Regions from separate parts of the Mus musculus genome. Here region 2 is linked to region 1. The links are chromatin loops, found by intact Hi-C in ENCODE. Cell type or tissue: left cerebral cortex. All regions are shown on one strand.

What was found. Peaks named below come from ENCODE experiments on the same cell type or tissue, not always from the same donor. Only the 100,000 strongest peaks of a DNase experiment are listed, where the experiment ranks them.
Region 2: a loop joins it to region 1, with 8 times the contacts of the local background. A loop is called at or near these places in 2 of 42 quality-filtered maps.

What each region holds. Positions count from the first base shown.
Region 1 is chr9:43,532,690-43,540,689 of GRCm38, forward strand. No RefSeq gene overlaps it. Among named protein-coding and RNA genes, the nearest start is that of Gm36855, 16 kb to the left of the region's middle. In left cerebral cortex, no CTCF peak of the experiment used is centred here; DNase peaks (open chromatin) are centred at 3,459, 4,080 and 4,640; H3K27ac peaks cover 2,012 bases.
Region 2 is chr9:43,686,356-43,694,355 of GRCm38, forward strand. No RefSeq gene overlaps it. Among named protein-coding and RNA genes, the nearest start is that of Gm29961, 45 kb to the left of the region's middle. In left cerebral cortex, no CTCF peak of the experiment used is centred here; DNase peaks (open chromatin) are centred at 4,824, 5,858 and 6,366; H3K27ac peaks cover 286 bases.

The DNA of each region.
Region 1 (8,000 bases):
GTTCTATTAGCAGGAGCAGAACAAAGAGTAAGTGACATGGGCAGGGGGATTTTTACCAGAGAAAATTCATGGCTCAGACTGTTGGGCGGGTACATATTTCAACCAAAATATGATAGCCAGAAGATTGTCGATTACCTGGGACACCTAAGGTACTGCTGGGCTCCAGGTGTGTGGATATGGAATGCGTAGAGAGCAGACGAGTAAATGCACCAGCCCACAGTCGAGCTGTCACACCAGACTCAATAAGGACAGTAGGCATCCATGCTCCAGTTACATTCAGGATGGAAGGGATCAGGCCAGCATGAGCAGCATCTTTCATGGAGGATGTGAAAGAAATTTCCTATCAGCAGGTGAAGAAGGGCAGAAGCAGGTGGTCCAGATAGAGGCTGGAAGCAATCTGCCCAAGTCAGCACACTATGTTGTCTCTGGGGGCCATCACCACTGAGTTGTCTCCATTGGGTTAATAATCACAAAACACTGAGGAAGGGTGAGTGAGGAAGGTTTGGGGAAGAAAGGGAATCTCTATTGACTCCACATCGCCAGAATCCAGAGGCTAGAGCTACAGACTTCATGATGTTGTTGATGTCTCCACTTCTTGGCATCTCTCCACTCTTGTCATTTAACATGCGGCTTACTGTCCATGGTCCTAGACAGCTGCTTATCCTCTGGCCCGACAGAAGGGGAAGGAGAGTGGAAGTAGCAGTGGTCACCATAGAAGAGCAAAGCTATTCCAGGGCCCCCGGCCTGCAGTCTATTGGCCAGGTACTGGCTCCATGGTGATTTTTCCCACAAGGAAGCTGGACCTACAGGGACAGTCTCCCAAAGATGGCCTGGAGAAGCACTCAGCCAAGCCAAGGAAGATGAACACAGGCACCCATCACAGACCAAAGGAATGATTCCATTCTAGTATGTTTTTTGTTAAAGTTTTTGTTGTTGTTGTTTGTTTATTTCTGTGTTTGTTTGTTTGTTTGCTTGATTGCTTGTTTGTTGGGTTACTTACAGAAGAATGGGTGTCTCAAAAGTCAGTTGCATCATGGGAAAGCCAACCCCAGCACCAGCAACAACTCAACAAAGTTGCTCCAAAGTCCCCTGCCTACTCTATAAGCATCTCAGCTTATCAGAAAGTCTCCTCTCCCTAGCAATTGCTACTGTTTATATAATCAGGGGTTGGGAGGGGGGGGGCGGTACCAGTCTTATAAGTTTCAGGAGTTTCCTGAGACTTTTGAGTTTTATTTTCTTCCTGAGCCTTGTAAGTCTTATGTTACTTCTGAGTATTAGGTAGCTTCCTTAAGATGGAATGTTTCCATTCAGAAGAAAAAGCTTCATAAGTTCCACAGGTCCTGGAGGCCTGCAAGGTCAAGGTGCTGGTGAGATGAAGAGGAAGCAATTAGGAAGGCAGGAGATACCAGTAAGAAAAGAGGATGTCCAGGAGCCAGTGGGATCTTCAACTTTTGTGAAGGAATGATATCGTCAGTAGTGCCATGTGCTATAGCTAGGCCAAGTAAGATGGCCTGAAGTCACTACTGACTGAATGCAACAGAGAACAGTGGTGTCCCAGACCACAGAGCGAGAACCATAGACCCTAAATGACCTGGAAAAGAATAAGAGGAAAAGAACAGGAGACAACTCTTCCAAAGAGACTTGCTATAAATAGCTAGAGGGGGTAAATGGGCCTGGAAGGTCCTAGTCCCTCCTTTAAAGACAGGAACAAAAACAGCAGGCTTAGATGCTGATAGGGATGAGTAAATAAGAGATGATAGAGGCATGACAGGGAGAGTACCATCAATGTCCCTGAGTTGGGGGGTGGGGTGCTGGAATTGGTGGGGTCTGAAAATGCTTCCGCCCTTGGCTGGAAGCAGATACAGTTTGTCCACAGAACTGGAAGATGGAAGAGTTAGAAAAAGACACAGGCAGGAGGGCAGCTGTGGGAGTTTGTGGAAGTTGTCTTTGTCCCCATTTGTTCAGTGACTAGAAAGCAAGGTTATCAGGAAATACAAGGACATAGAAGGGAGGACTTGAAGGCTGCAGAAGAGAGGGGGAAGGTGTGATCCCTCATCTAAGAGAGGGGAGGGTGACTGGACCACAGAAATGATGGATGATACAGCAGCTAGCAACACCCACCCAAGTTCAGGGATCATAAACTCAAAGCAAGCTGACCAGAGAATGTTTTCACATACTTTGAGGATGTTTCCACAGCTGTGTGATGCTGGCTGAGGTGTGCCATCTCAGAGAGGCAAGGGTGGATTTAGCTGCTGCCAGATTGGTTGGGGTGACAGAGGCACAGGAGTGGCAGATGTGTATTTGCTGAGGACATGGCAATGGCTGATCAAGGAACAGCACCTGAGTTAGGTGGAGGGCTGGCAAGAGGAAGAGCAGAGGTAGGGAAGGGTGACTCCAGTATACCCAGGAGGTGATACATGAGGTGCAAACTAAAACCCCTAGATGTGGGGCTCTTGAGATGGATTTGGGGTCTTGAGATATTGCCTGGGGTCTAGAGGTAGAATGTAGTGTCTTAAGGCAGGGCATGAGATAAGATATGGGGTCTTGATAAAGTCTGGGGGTCTTAAGATTAAGGATCTTAAGGTAAGGGGTCTGGCTAGGATGTCTAGTTTTGAGGTAAGGTGTAGGGCCTTGAGATGGAATGGGATCTTGAAAAGGGGTGTGGAGTTTTGAGACAGAGTGTGGGACCTTGAGACAGGGTATTAGGCCTTGAGATGAGGCATGGCGTCTGAGACAGGAGGACGTCAGGTTCTGAAATGTGGTCTTGGGATGAGGTGTGGAACTTTTAGATGAGGTGTGGGGTCTTGAGACAAAGTGGATGTTTTTGAGGTAAGGGATGAGGCAAGGTGTGGGCTCTTGAGACAGTGTGGGGATCTTAAGATGGGGATCTTAAGTGTGGGGATGTATGTTAGTGAGACAGAATGCTGCATATTAAGACAGGGTATGGGGTCTTGACATAACGCGTGGAAGCTTGAGACACAGTGGGAAGTCTTGAGGCAGGGTATAGAGTATTGAGATAGGATGTGGAATTTTGAAATGGAACATAGGGTCTTGAGATGAGGGAATGTGTTAAGGCCAAGGTGTGAGGTCTTGTGATGGGGTATGGAGTCTTGAGATAGGGTTGTAGAATGATAGAAATTGCTGGCAATGACAAGGTCTGAGGCAAGCCCTTTCAGTAGTGGCCAGAGGAAGACAGAAGACCAGACCAGCTCAGGTAAGGAACTTTAGGTGCCAGGGGGTTCGAAGACGTTTTGCTAATAATGCAGGAAAGAATTGGGAAGAGTCCCCATGATCCAGAGGCCAGAATGTTTAAGGGAAGAGGAGAGAGGCCTGCGGTGGGTAGATCGTTGCAGCCAGGAGCTTCTGACTAGAGATTCTACTTGGGTTGTTTTTCAAGAGGAGGGATGGCTATTGGCAAGAAGATGAGCAGCAGGAGCCAGAAGGACTCCTACTCCGCCTCCAGGAACAGGGACCGTGGAGAGAACATAGCCCCCAAGTGAAAGGGCTGCGGAGGAGCAGGACACAAGGATTCCAATGAGAGCTGGAGGATGCGGGCTGGGGGAGTGGGGTGACACAGAGGCTACTGAGCTGAGGCTCAACCCTGAGACTGACTCCATCCAGCCCTGTGTGCCAGCATCTGCTCTGAGCACCGTTTTGACCCAGGTAGAAGGGGGCTCAGAGATAATCATTTCAGAGGCGCTGAGGTGTTCACACAGCAGCAGATCTGACCTTGTTAATATCACAGTAACACAGCCCACGGGAAGGGCCTTGCATGGGCTGAGCCACCAAGGCAGCTTATCTTGCAATACATTGCTCCTTACAAGGGACACATGGATGCCAAGTGCCCACAGGATGGAAATTAAAGAGGGAAAGACTTGGGGTGGATAGCAGAGATACTAAAAAAAAAATAAAATCAGTATCGAGGTTTATTTTTAGGTCTACTGAAGTAGAAAATAAGTGCTCGGACTGTGAAAGAGGGATCACAAGGCCAGCCCTTGGCCCCAGGAGCAGCTTGGGTCCTGTACTGCAGAAACCTACCATTCATAACTTTTGATTTACTGTGGCACAGACAAGAGGCGCTCACATGATACATCGCTTGTATATTCTATCGACCTGCAAGACTTCGTTTTCTAAACTTCCCATCCATCAGCTGCATCTGTCCCTGCTCCCCACTGACCGTCAAGATGAAATAGGGGGTGGGCCACCCCACCTTGCAAATGTGGCCCGTTGTATGAGGCTGGAGGATTACAAAGATGGGTTTGATGCGTGCTCATTTCTACAACAGGCGAACCTTACTGTGATGTCGAAAGGTGAGGCACAGAAGAGAGGACCCTAGAAAGGGGTATCAGAGCCCCAAACACACCAGACCCAGGAAGAGAGAGGTGACATTCTAGGGAAGAGACATATACGTGGCACTTGTCATTCCCTGTGGAGGCCATCCTGGAGCTTGCTACTATAAACACTCTTGGAGCTGAACAACGGCACGAACACTGCCCACATTCGCCATCCGCTTCTACCCCACAACAGAAGGGCCCGGATGGTACCGCTGCTGCCGGCCTGTGGGCCTGGGGAAAAGAGAACCTGTTTCCCACTGGCTCCCACAAGAGGTTACTGTGCCCCCACCGGAAGACATGTTGTTCTGTGCATATAAGGAAACTCGGGTACCCACGTACCACCTTAACTCTCCTTCTCCTGCCAATATTCTCAGAATGGCAAAAGCAAGCATCTGTGATGTTACATCCACCCCCAGCCCCACCCCTCCATTTACAGAAAAGAGTCTTCTCAGTTTTTGCAAAACAGATCTCTGCACCTGGGGGTGGGGCGGAGACAAAGGCGGAACTCTTTATTGCCTGTGCTTTGAGGCTGGGACACAGAGAGCAGAAGGCAGGACTGAGGACTGCCAGGACCTGGGGGCAAAAAGAAGGCCTATAGTTTCCTGTAGAGGGAACCCTGCTTTTGTGGGATATAGTAAGCCTGTGAACAGCCCCAGAGGCTCAGCAGAACTCAGAGCATCCTTTAGCCCAGTGGAGGGGAAATGGCAGACCAGGAATTGAATAAGCTAGCGATGTATCAGGAGCCTGTAGCTAGTTCCATTCTGGGGACTTTGGCCAACCTCCACATCTCTGTGTGCCTCGGTTCTCCTAAGAGAAGAGTGCTGACTTTCCTCTTAGGTCTTGAAAGGCATCCAAAGAGTGTCAGATGTAACAACCTTACAAATAAAGGAATTATTGATGTAACTGATGGTTTAAATTGAGCCCTGGGACCTCTGCTGTTTAGAGGGTGGATCAATAGCAATAACAACAATAAGTAGTGTATAACTCAGGAGGGAGTTTATAAAGGACCCAATGGCTAGCACTAGATAGCTCAGGAACAGAAAGGGACTTCCTGTCTTCCCATGCCATCCCAGATACCAAGCTCCCTGGCCAGACAGCCTAGAGGCCCTGGCTGTTACAGATGGGGAGGGGACCTGGCTGTGCAGGAGGATTGGTCTGGAAATGAAGGAACAGGGTAAGCCAAGAAGTCCCTAGGGATTGCACACAGTGCTGTGCCCCTGAGGAGACTTCTAGACACTCTGACAGCCAGTTAGAAGGTTAAAGAAGAATTCAGCCATGGAGGGGTGGACCAGCTGTGCCAGACATGATTCTGTAGCTTCAGACAAAGTGCAGATGTGTGGGACCGCGTAAGGTCTGAAACGTGAAATCCTTGTCTGAAGTATTGGCTCTGGCCTATCCCTACTAGTAGTGTGGGATAACCTCCCAGGGCTTGGGCGGCTTCTAGGTAGATGGAGAGACAAGCCTAGCTCTCCACTTAGTGCCTGTGGGAACACCAGCTACAAGAGGGCCCAGAAGCTGCCTGTAGTTTTCCAAGGTGTTTTCAAAAGATTTTTATGTATTACATTTTATGTGTACAAGGTCTTTGAGTGCATGTACCATGCGTGTGCCTGCAGCAGAGAGCGCCAGATCTCCTGGAACTGGAGTTGCCGTCAGTTGTGAGCCACTACATGGGTGAAGAGAACCAACCCCATGCGCTCTGCAAAAGCAGCAGAGCCTTCTCCTCAAATACATAAACCTTCACTTTTAAATTATGTATATGTGTATGTGTCGCTGTGTGAGCCTGTGCACACGTGAGTACGGTGGCCTCACAGTACAGAAGAATCCCTTGGGTCCCCTGGTGCTGGCCGGAGTTACAGGTGGTTGTGAGCACCTGTCCTGGGGACTCTGCCAGAGCAGAAAGAGCTCTTAACCTTGAAGCCATCTCTATATCCTTGTGTTCTGCCTTTTTATCAGATAGTTCCCCACATGGGTGGATGGGAAGTGTCCCGAGATAGTTTTTGCATTCTTCAGTGATCGCAGAACCAGATTCACTTCACTAATCTTTACTAAGGTGGGACTGAGTCTCAAGACCAGACCCTCAGAGAGACCAAACTGATCTCTTACCCCCTATCCACCCTGCCCTCAGCATGGGCATCTGTTGGGTTTTTCCTACTTTGAGGTAGCTTGCCTCTGATTTTCCTGCTGTTATAAGTCCTGCTGGTTGGCAGTAGGCTCGTCACAGACACAGCCCTACTAGGTACTTGCTACCGAAAGCTGATCTGGCTGTACAGATCAGAGAGAGGGGTTACCGAGACAGTTTGGCAAAAGAAACAGAAAGAGATTTCTGTTGGGATGAGAAAAGGCCTTTGAAAAGGCACGAAACGGTCTAGAGAGATGGCTCAGCAGTGAAGAGTGCTGGCTGCTCTGACAGAAGATCCGAGCTCAGATCCAGCACCCACACCAGGCTGCTCACAGAAGCCTATAACCATGGCTCCAGGGGCCTGACTCTCTCCTCTGGTCTCCTCAGGCACCCTCATATACTCATAACATATATTCATATAGACACACATACTTAGAGATTTAAAAAATAAGACAAATCATTTTTTTAAGAGGAAAAAAAGGACACAAAACTCCTGGAAAGCAAGCCTAGTAGGGTTAGGCCACATTCTGGGTGCTTACGAAAATTGTTTGTGGAAGGAGCATCCTGGCCAGGATGCTGGTCACGTGCTATCAAACCCCTGACCCCAAGCCTGGCCACCCTCCATTGTTGAGAAGAATCATCAACACTCAGGACCTTATTGATAAACTCTCCCTCTAGCCCAGGCATGACAGTGTTCAGTCAAGGGGAATACTGCTTGAATGAAGACCAGGGCCGGGAGCTGAAGTCAACGCGTACCTGGTCATATAGAATCTGTGCTGCCAAATGGAATGTCCTCGTGCGTGGTAACTGATGCATCACAGAGTAGGGTATAGTTCCCTGTAGAGACACAGACAGACAGACAGACAGACAGACAGACAGACAGACACAACTAGAATGTTTCTCACACACAGCTAGAATATTCTCTCTCACACAGACATGCACACATATGCAACTAGATTTTTCTACTTCTCTCTCATATGCACAGCTAGAATTCTCCCTGTGTGTCTTTGTCTCTGCCTCTCTGTGTCTCTGTCTCTGTGTCTCTGTCTCTCTCTCTCGTACATGCACATGCACACACACAGTTATGACTGTAGGTACACATTGGGCAAACACAAACTAATTCAAATAGAGAGACTTCTGGACCCGTGGGCCAGCAGGGAATATCAGTTCCAATAATAGATTACTGTCCTAAGCTGGCCAAAATCAGTTATTTCAACCTCCAACCTAGAGCTCTCAAACATTCCTGATGTATTGACACTCTCCACACAGGGAAACTACTTCTGTACAGAGAAAGCACTTGGTCGCTGTGTTTAGTGCTAATCACCATAGGCCAGTGGTTGCCAGCCATGTGCCTGGTACTGTGTTAAGCCCTTGGGACAGACTATTTCCAATAGCAAGCTGGGTATTCTTCTCTCCATTTAACCAAAATTGAAACTGAATCTCTGGGCTGTCATTGCTTAGTGATACATTTTAGCAGGAGGAAGAGCTGGGCTTGAAACTGGGGGCTGAGTCTTTGCGCGTACTGAGCCCTGGACACGCATTGCATA
Region 2 (8,000 bases), 150 kb after region 1:
GGAGCTAGAGAAAGTACCCAAGGAGCTAAAGAGATCTGCAACCCTATAGGTGGAACAACATTATGAACTAACCAGTACCCCGGAGCTCTTGACTCTAGCTGCATATGTATCAAAAGATGGCCTAGTCGGCCATCACTGGAAAGAGAGGCCCATTAGACACGCAAACTTTATATGCCCCAGTACAGGGGAACGCCAGGGCCAAAAAGGGGGAGTGGGTGGGTAGGGAAGTGGGGGTGGGTGGGTATGGGGGACTTTTGGTATAGCATTGGAAATGAAAATGAGCTAAATACCTAATAAAAAATGGAAAAATAAATCAATAAATAAAAGAGCACTCACTGCTCTGGCAGAGGACCAGAGTTCTATTCCCAGCTCCCATATCAGGAAGCTCTCAAACTACCTGTAACTCCAATTCCTAGTTTACCCACCACCTCTGGCCTCCGTGGTGCACCTTCATGACCTTGTACAAACTCACAATCAGTCCACACACATATGCATAGTTGAAATTTTTTTTAAAAAAAATGAGTCTTGACATCCAGCCTGAACTCAAAGGAGAACTAGCCTCCACTAAAAAGATTAAGCACCATCAAAGGGGTAGAGTGAGCAGGGCACAGAGCCAAGAGAGTATCTACAGACAAGGGCCAACTTGCTGGGAGCCCTCCCACCCTAGAGGAGGTCTTATCACACAAGGCAGGGTCCCTGACTCCTGCCCCCATCACAGAACAATTCAGGTACCCTAATCTGGCAACTTGGGGCCTCCAGAAAAATAGTAAATAAGATGGAAGGAAGAGAAAGACAGGGTGGAAGGGCAACCTGAGTATGGAGAAGGGAAGAGCTGGGCACTTATACCCCAGTTTAAGGTTACTCCCCCTACTAGTGAGGGGCTGGAGACGCAGGGCCTCCATGTCTACCCAGCATGGGTTCCAGGAGCTGGTCAGTAGTCAGGGGCTGGAAAGGGGGTGATGCTGTGCTCTGAATGTTCGTTTTCTAAGAACTCATGCTGACACGGGATGATTTTTGTAACAGGATTAATGGGTTAGGGTGGCTTAAGAAGTAATTAAGAGCTACTGTTGATAAACTGCTTGTCCTAGCATACAGGAAGCTCTAGGTTCAATCCCAACATCACATAAAGCAGGGCTAGAGGGATGGGGCTCACTGGTTAAGAGTACTAGCTACTCTTATAGAAGATCTGGGTTCAAGTCCCAGTACCCATGTGACAGCTCACAACTATCTGTGACTCCAGACCCAGGGAATCAAATGCCCTCTTCTGACCTCAGGTGATAGCAGGCACACATGTGGTATACAGGCATACATGCAGGCAAAACTCTAACACACTACATAATCAAATAAATAATTTTCTTAAAAGATAGGGCAGGGTAGCCCATGCCTGTAATCTCAGCACTAGGGAGGGAGATTGGAAGCAGGGGCAGCAGAAATTCAAGATTATCCTTGGCCTAGGACAATTGGGTCCAAAGTGTTCCCCTGTCCCAGCAGGAGAGAGTTAATCAGATACCTTCTCTTAGAAGTTTGCCATTTTGGGGAGCTGGAGAGATGGTTCAGTGGTTAAGAGCACTGACTGCTCTTCTGAAGGTCCTGAGTTCAAATCCCAGCAACCACATGGTGGCTCACAACCATCCGTAATGAGATCTGACTCCCTCTTCTGGTGCATCTGAAGACAGCTACAGTGTACTTATTTACCAAAGCAAGTGGGATTGACCTGAGTGAGCAGAGATCTTAGATTCAATTCCCAGCAACCACATGAAGGCTCACAACCATCTACAGCTACAGTGTACTCATATACATAAAGTAAAATAAATAAGTCTTTTTAAAAAGAAGAAGTTTTCTATTCTGGAACTCAGACCCAGGGAATCCTTGTGGTAATGAGGGTGAGGCTGAGGCTAAGGCTAAGGCTGAGGCTGAGGCTGGGGCTGGGGTTGGGCACTCAGGGTGACTGGGGCAGGCTGGAGATGTTATTTTAGGAGCATGTGTTGATGAGCTAGCAAAAGAAGAGGATCTGTAAAGCAAGGTAGGAAAACAGAGCCAGAGAGCAGGGGAGGGGACCTGCATGACCTCAGCGAAACAGACACGGGAAGGGGCATGTCCTGTGCTCCCCCCCCCCCCCACCTTTAAGGCCTTCTTGAGTCTTCAGAGGAAACCTCCTCCTTATCCTGGGGCAGAATTGACAGGCTATGTCCTGGGCAGCCACATGTTCCCTGCCTAAGGGAGAAATACAAAGAGGGATACAGCATGGCCTGTTTGCCTCTGGGACAATCTTGGGGTAGGAGTATCACATTGGTGCCCCATCCTATTGTGCACAGGACACCTGGGGAAATGATGTGGCAAAATTAGCTCTTGGGCCAACTGCTAACCTGCATCTCTCCTTCTTACTCTCCCGGGGCTGAGGTTACCAACACGAAAAGCTGTGACCCCAGGAAGGCAGCTGCTTCCATGCAAGCAGGGGATGGGGGGGGGGACAGAAAGGGAGTCCTTCTGCCCTAGGCTGGCATGTCCAGTGGCTTGTGTGTGAACCCCAAGGGAGGAGGAAGGACAGAGGTAACTGTATCCTTGTGAGCCTACATAGCAACTGTGTGGTGTGCAGATGAGAGTCCAGAGCAGACAGACCCTGTATTATTCATTCCTCTACTCAATGTCAAATGAGCTCTTTCTCCAGCCCCAGCCCCCATTGGAAACCAACTCAGGTTGGTCCTTGGGAGCTCACAGGGATGTCCAGGTACATAGAGCATCACAAGCCTTTCTTAGGTTAAGGGTCAGGATCTCCTGGGAAGACCAAAAAAGGACCTCAGGACAAGTAGTGCTCTAAGGTACTCCAACTGGCTGTTTCTGACTCTCTAAAGGACAGGAAGGAAAGGGCTCTCATAGTCAACAGGGGGCAGATACAGCAGGCAGGAGAAAAGGCAAGATACACCTTTTAACAGTGTGATAGGATGTTGTCATCCACAAAGTTCAGTCAAGTACAATTGAGCTACTAAAAAACATTGTGGGGAAAAAAGTCACATAATATTTCAAGTATTTTTACAACTTTGTGTTGGGTCATATTTATAGTTGCCCTTGACCAGATGTGTCCACAGTCAGGCTGCAGGTTGAATACACTAAACAAAGAGATAGAGGGATGAAACACCAAGAACCCAGGAGACTTGGGCTGTCGTTAATGGAAAATTTCCTTTTTTCCAAACTTGCTCTCAGTTTCCCCCATGTCAAAAAGGCTGACAACCTGACAGCTCCGGGAGTGACTTAACAGCTGGGCATTCAAGCATCAGGAACGAGCTAGCCATGGTGGCATTTCTGTAATCCCAGCACTTGGTAAGTGGAGGCAGGGAGAATCAGAGGTTCAAGGTTATCCGCAGTCAAGTTCTAAGCCACCTTGAACTACATGAGACCCTGTCTCAAGAGAAAAACAAACCAAACCAAAACAAAACAAAACACAGGGCTTGGGGCTGGGGTGATGGCTCAGGTGTAAAGTGTCTGGTGCATAAATGTGAGTTTGGATCCACAGCACCACATAAAAAGCCAAGCATACCTGTGATCCCTACGCTGGGAAGGAAGAAACAGGGAATGCTGAAGCCTGCTGGCCAGCCATTCTAGCCAAATCAGTGAGCTCTAGGATCAGTGAGAGAAATCATCTCAAAAAGCAAGGTAGATAACAACAGGGGAAACCCATAATGTCAGCCTCTCCCATGTACACACTCACATTAGATAGATCAAACAGACAGTCAGACAGTCAGATAGATACATAGATACATACATCGATAGATAGGTTGACTGGTAGATAGATACATCGATAGATAGATAGATAGATAGATAGATAGATAGATAGATAGATAGATAGATAGATACATACATACATACATACATACATACATACATACATACGTAGGTAGGTACATAGATAGATAGATAGATAGATAGATAGATAGATAGATAGATAGATAGATAGATAGATAGATAGATAGATACATAGTGTACTGGCTAGTTTTGTGGCTGGAGTTATCACAGAGAAAGGAGCTTCAGTTGGGAGAAATGCCTCTACAAAATCCAGCTGTAAGGCATTTTCTCAATTAGTGATCAAGGGGGGAAGGGCCCCTTGTGGGTGGGACCATCACTAGGCCGGTAGTCTTGGGTTCTATAAGAGAGCAGGCTGAGCAAGCCAGTGGAAGCAAGCCAGTAAAGAACATCTCTCCATGGCCTCTGTAGCAGTTCCTTCTTCCTGACCTGCTTGAGTTCCAGGCCTGACTTCCTTAGTGATGAACAGCAATGTGGAAATGTAAGCTGAATAAACCCTTTCCTCCCAACTGCTTCTTGGTCATGATGTTTGTGCAGGAATAGAAACCCTGACCAAGACACATAGATACATAGGTACATAGTTGCATAGATACATACATACATAGATACATAGATAGATACATAGAAAGATACATAGATAGATACATATATAGTTTGGTTTTTTTTTTTTTTTAAGAAATAGAAGCCTTCAGAAAATAGGGCCTTTAGAAAGACCCTTGTGCCATCAAATCCCCAAATACGTGGACAGCCCTTCTGCTTTTGCCCTTGCTGCTTGCAAAGAGCATTGACATAATGGGTTTACCTTCTCCCTAGCCTCCAGGGTCCCCCAACCCACTCTGCAGGAAGGCAGCAAAGAGCAGAGGGTCTGGGTGAAGGGGAGGCCGAGCCCTAGGCTCTCATCAGATGCCTTTCTAGTATTTTTAGCACTGCAATCAAAAGCTGGGTCCGCCTCTGGATCAACTCAGGCATCCTAGGCTGAGCAGGGCTGTTAAAAATGGAATGAATGGGGCACACTGCAATCAGCGGTGGCAGTCCCGGCAGGGCAGCAGCTGTGGCACTGGAAGCTCTTGGCCCTTGAGTCAGGCAAGGGAAGAGGTGCAGTCTCTTCAGAGGGCACTGGCCTCTGAACTTGGCTGTCCCCACACCCACAGCGTGTCCAGGCACAGAACCTATGCTCCAACAGCACCTGCACCCTGCTGCCTCCCTGGAGACTGCTGTGGTGGTCATCTCTGGGCATTTGGCATAAGGTGATGGCAGAGGTTGGCACTACCACAGCTGGGGCAAGTGGATAGAATGGGACTTGTCTTGCCCATTTGAAAAAGGAACTGCCTCTCAGCCCCTCCACCGTCCCCATTCTTCTATTCTAGAAGGGAACAATGTTCTATTGAGTACATCCTGAAGGACTGGGTAAGGAGGCACAAAGTATGCCAAGGGCCAGCTTGCCATGTTGAGACCCAGGAGTCTCAGGGTAAAGCCATTTCTGCCACTCTGTGACAGCTTTGGAGCCGCGGGCAAATCACTCTCCTACTCTGGCCTCCGTGGCTTTCTCTGAAAAATGACAAGGCCAGACTGGAGTACAGACATGACAGATTCTCTAAGTCAGCAGGAGGCTGAGGTTAGAGTGACGGATGCTTGTGGTTGGGGCGGGGGACAGTCCCAGGTCAGAACCCTGCCAGCATTGTCGGGATTGAGCATGGCCTTCAAGAGTAACGGCCCTAGGTGGCCACTCTCAAAGCAGGAGGCTATGATCAGAGGATGGTTTGCCAGCCAGGAGGCAAAACGGCTTGGTGGAGTGAGGGAGGACAAGAAGATAGACAAGGGGCACAGGCCTGTGGAGTCGGCTAAGCAGAAAATACACCAAGGGCCCAGCTTCATTTCAGAAATGTTGGAACAGAAAGTGATCAGATACTGGGCACCAGGTGACCCAGCCAGACTTATGAGTCCAGGCCTGTATCCTTGGCTCTGCTCTGTATTCCAGCTCATTCTAGTGATGCCCTGGTTACCCAGATGGGCCCTCCATCTCACAGACAGTCTGTCAGACTCTGCAGCCACCCACCACACTGCCTGAAAGAGGCAGTCACTAGTGGAATGTGTAGAATTCATGTATGAGCATAAATCTGCATCACCCTGCCTCAGCACAGGGCTCAGCCTGCTGGAATGATCCCTTAAGCATCCTGCTTTGCTGTCTGTCCAAGAACTGTCGGTGCTTCCAGCAGGGTAGCTGTAGGTCTGACCAGATGGACACCTGGGAAGTCTCCTTAAAGGGTTATTCCTCTTGCCCAGCCTCCCTGAACCCTCTGCACCCATGCCAACCTAGTGTCTTCCTAACTATATTGTCTCAGACGAGGGTGCCCCATGTCTGATCGGCCCTGCAGATGTTCAGCAGCTGGTAGAGTCCCGGCCAAGCACGTGAAGACCCTGCTGCCTTCCTTGTCGGGGAGGAGCACTCAGCTCACACTGACTGTCTAGCCGCCCTGCAGGCACCACAATCATCCACCTAGAACACTGAGGAGGAGCCACATTGGCACCCACACCCACACGTGCAATGCTGGCATATGGCAGCGGCATGCACGTCACGGCAGGTGGGTAGGTGATGCAGCTAGAGTTTCCTCAACACCTCAGAAGGTGGGTTGCAAACTGCTGTCTGACAGTGATGGGCCTCACAGTCTGCTGCACGCAAGGAGCCTTATCCAGTTCTGTAGAGGGCTGGGCTAAGCTGGCCGAGGAGACAGACACCATAGCTTCTCAGCCTGGGAAACCTGGCCATGCTTCTGGATCTAACAGCTGAACTCAACTCTCTCATGACAGTGGGTCTGTTAGTGTGGCCATAGGCATGGCTCACTCTGACTTTGGATGGCTTTGTTTTAACATGCAAAGCTTTCCAAAAAGCTGCTATCAGGAGAAGACCCAGAGAGTCAGGTTGGGATATCTGAGAGTGAAGAGGAGGGTGTATAAAAAAAGAGAGCGAGGCCCTATCCAAAAAGAAGGCAACATTCAACAGGAAGAAGTCTACACCCCATGCCAGGGAAGTACTTCAAAGCAAAAGGCAGGACATGGACAGTCCCAGGGGGATAGATGTCAAGGGGTGGCAGGACAAGAACACTAGCAGGAAAGAGGGGTACTGAGTATTTACTCTCACCTGCTAAGACCTGAGGGGGGCCCCCAGGTTCCTCAGAATCAGATTTCCAGTGGGATGGGATTAGAACCTGAGGCCTTTGGAAGATGGCTCAGTCATGAGTGTGTGCTTTCATAGACAGGATTGCATCAGTGTCCTTATAAAAACCACAGTAGAGCTGCCAAGGTGGCTCAGTGGGCAAGGGTGTTTGCTGCACAACCTTGTGATCCAAGTTCGACTCCCCAGACCCACATAAAGGTAGAAAGAGAGAACTAAGTCCATAGAGTTGTTCTCTAACGTCCAGCCACACTTGTATCTTGACATGTACACACACACACACACACACACACACACAAACCCGCACATGTTCACGCACTCACATGCACACATGCATGCACACCCGTGCGCATGTACATACATCACCATAACCACCACCACTGCCATCACCACCAGTAGCAGCAGCACTAATAATAATACTAATTAAAAACAAAAAAACTATAGAGCTGCCTACCCTTTCACCATGCGATCCTATAGCAAGGTAATGGCTATCTGGAACCTCTGGAATGAGCCTTCGTCATATGTTAAACTTACTGGTACCTTGAACTTGTGCTTGGCAGCCTCAAGGATTGTAAGAAGTAAACCTCTGCTGTTGGCAAGCTTCTTTGCCTCGGGTATTTTGCTATATCAGCCTGAGGGGGAGAGAACTGCCATCCCCCTTCCCAGATTAGACAACTGAGACTCAGGGAAATTGAGTAATGGAAGTCAGATTCCCATGTATCCACTAAGAGCAAACACAAAGACAGCCCCCCTCAGACAACCCCAAAGAGCTGGCAGGCAGACACGTGTGGTTCTATATGTTGAGAGTTGTTCCACCTGGGCTACCCTTCTCGGATGTGAAATACCTGTAAAGTGGCCATGCCTTAGGCAACTAGCCCCTGGTGTAGAAGCATCTTCCAAAACTGTAGTACTACCACAATTAGAGTGTCCTAGACCCTGAAGTTTATACAAGGTCCATGCATCATGCCTGGTCTACTCAGGATAATGCCAGTGGAACACCCAGCTATGTGGGTGAACACCTCCCCAATGT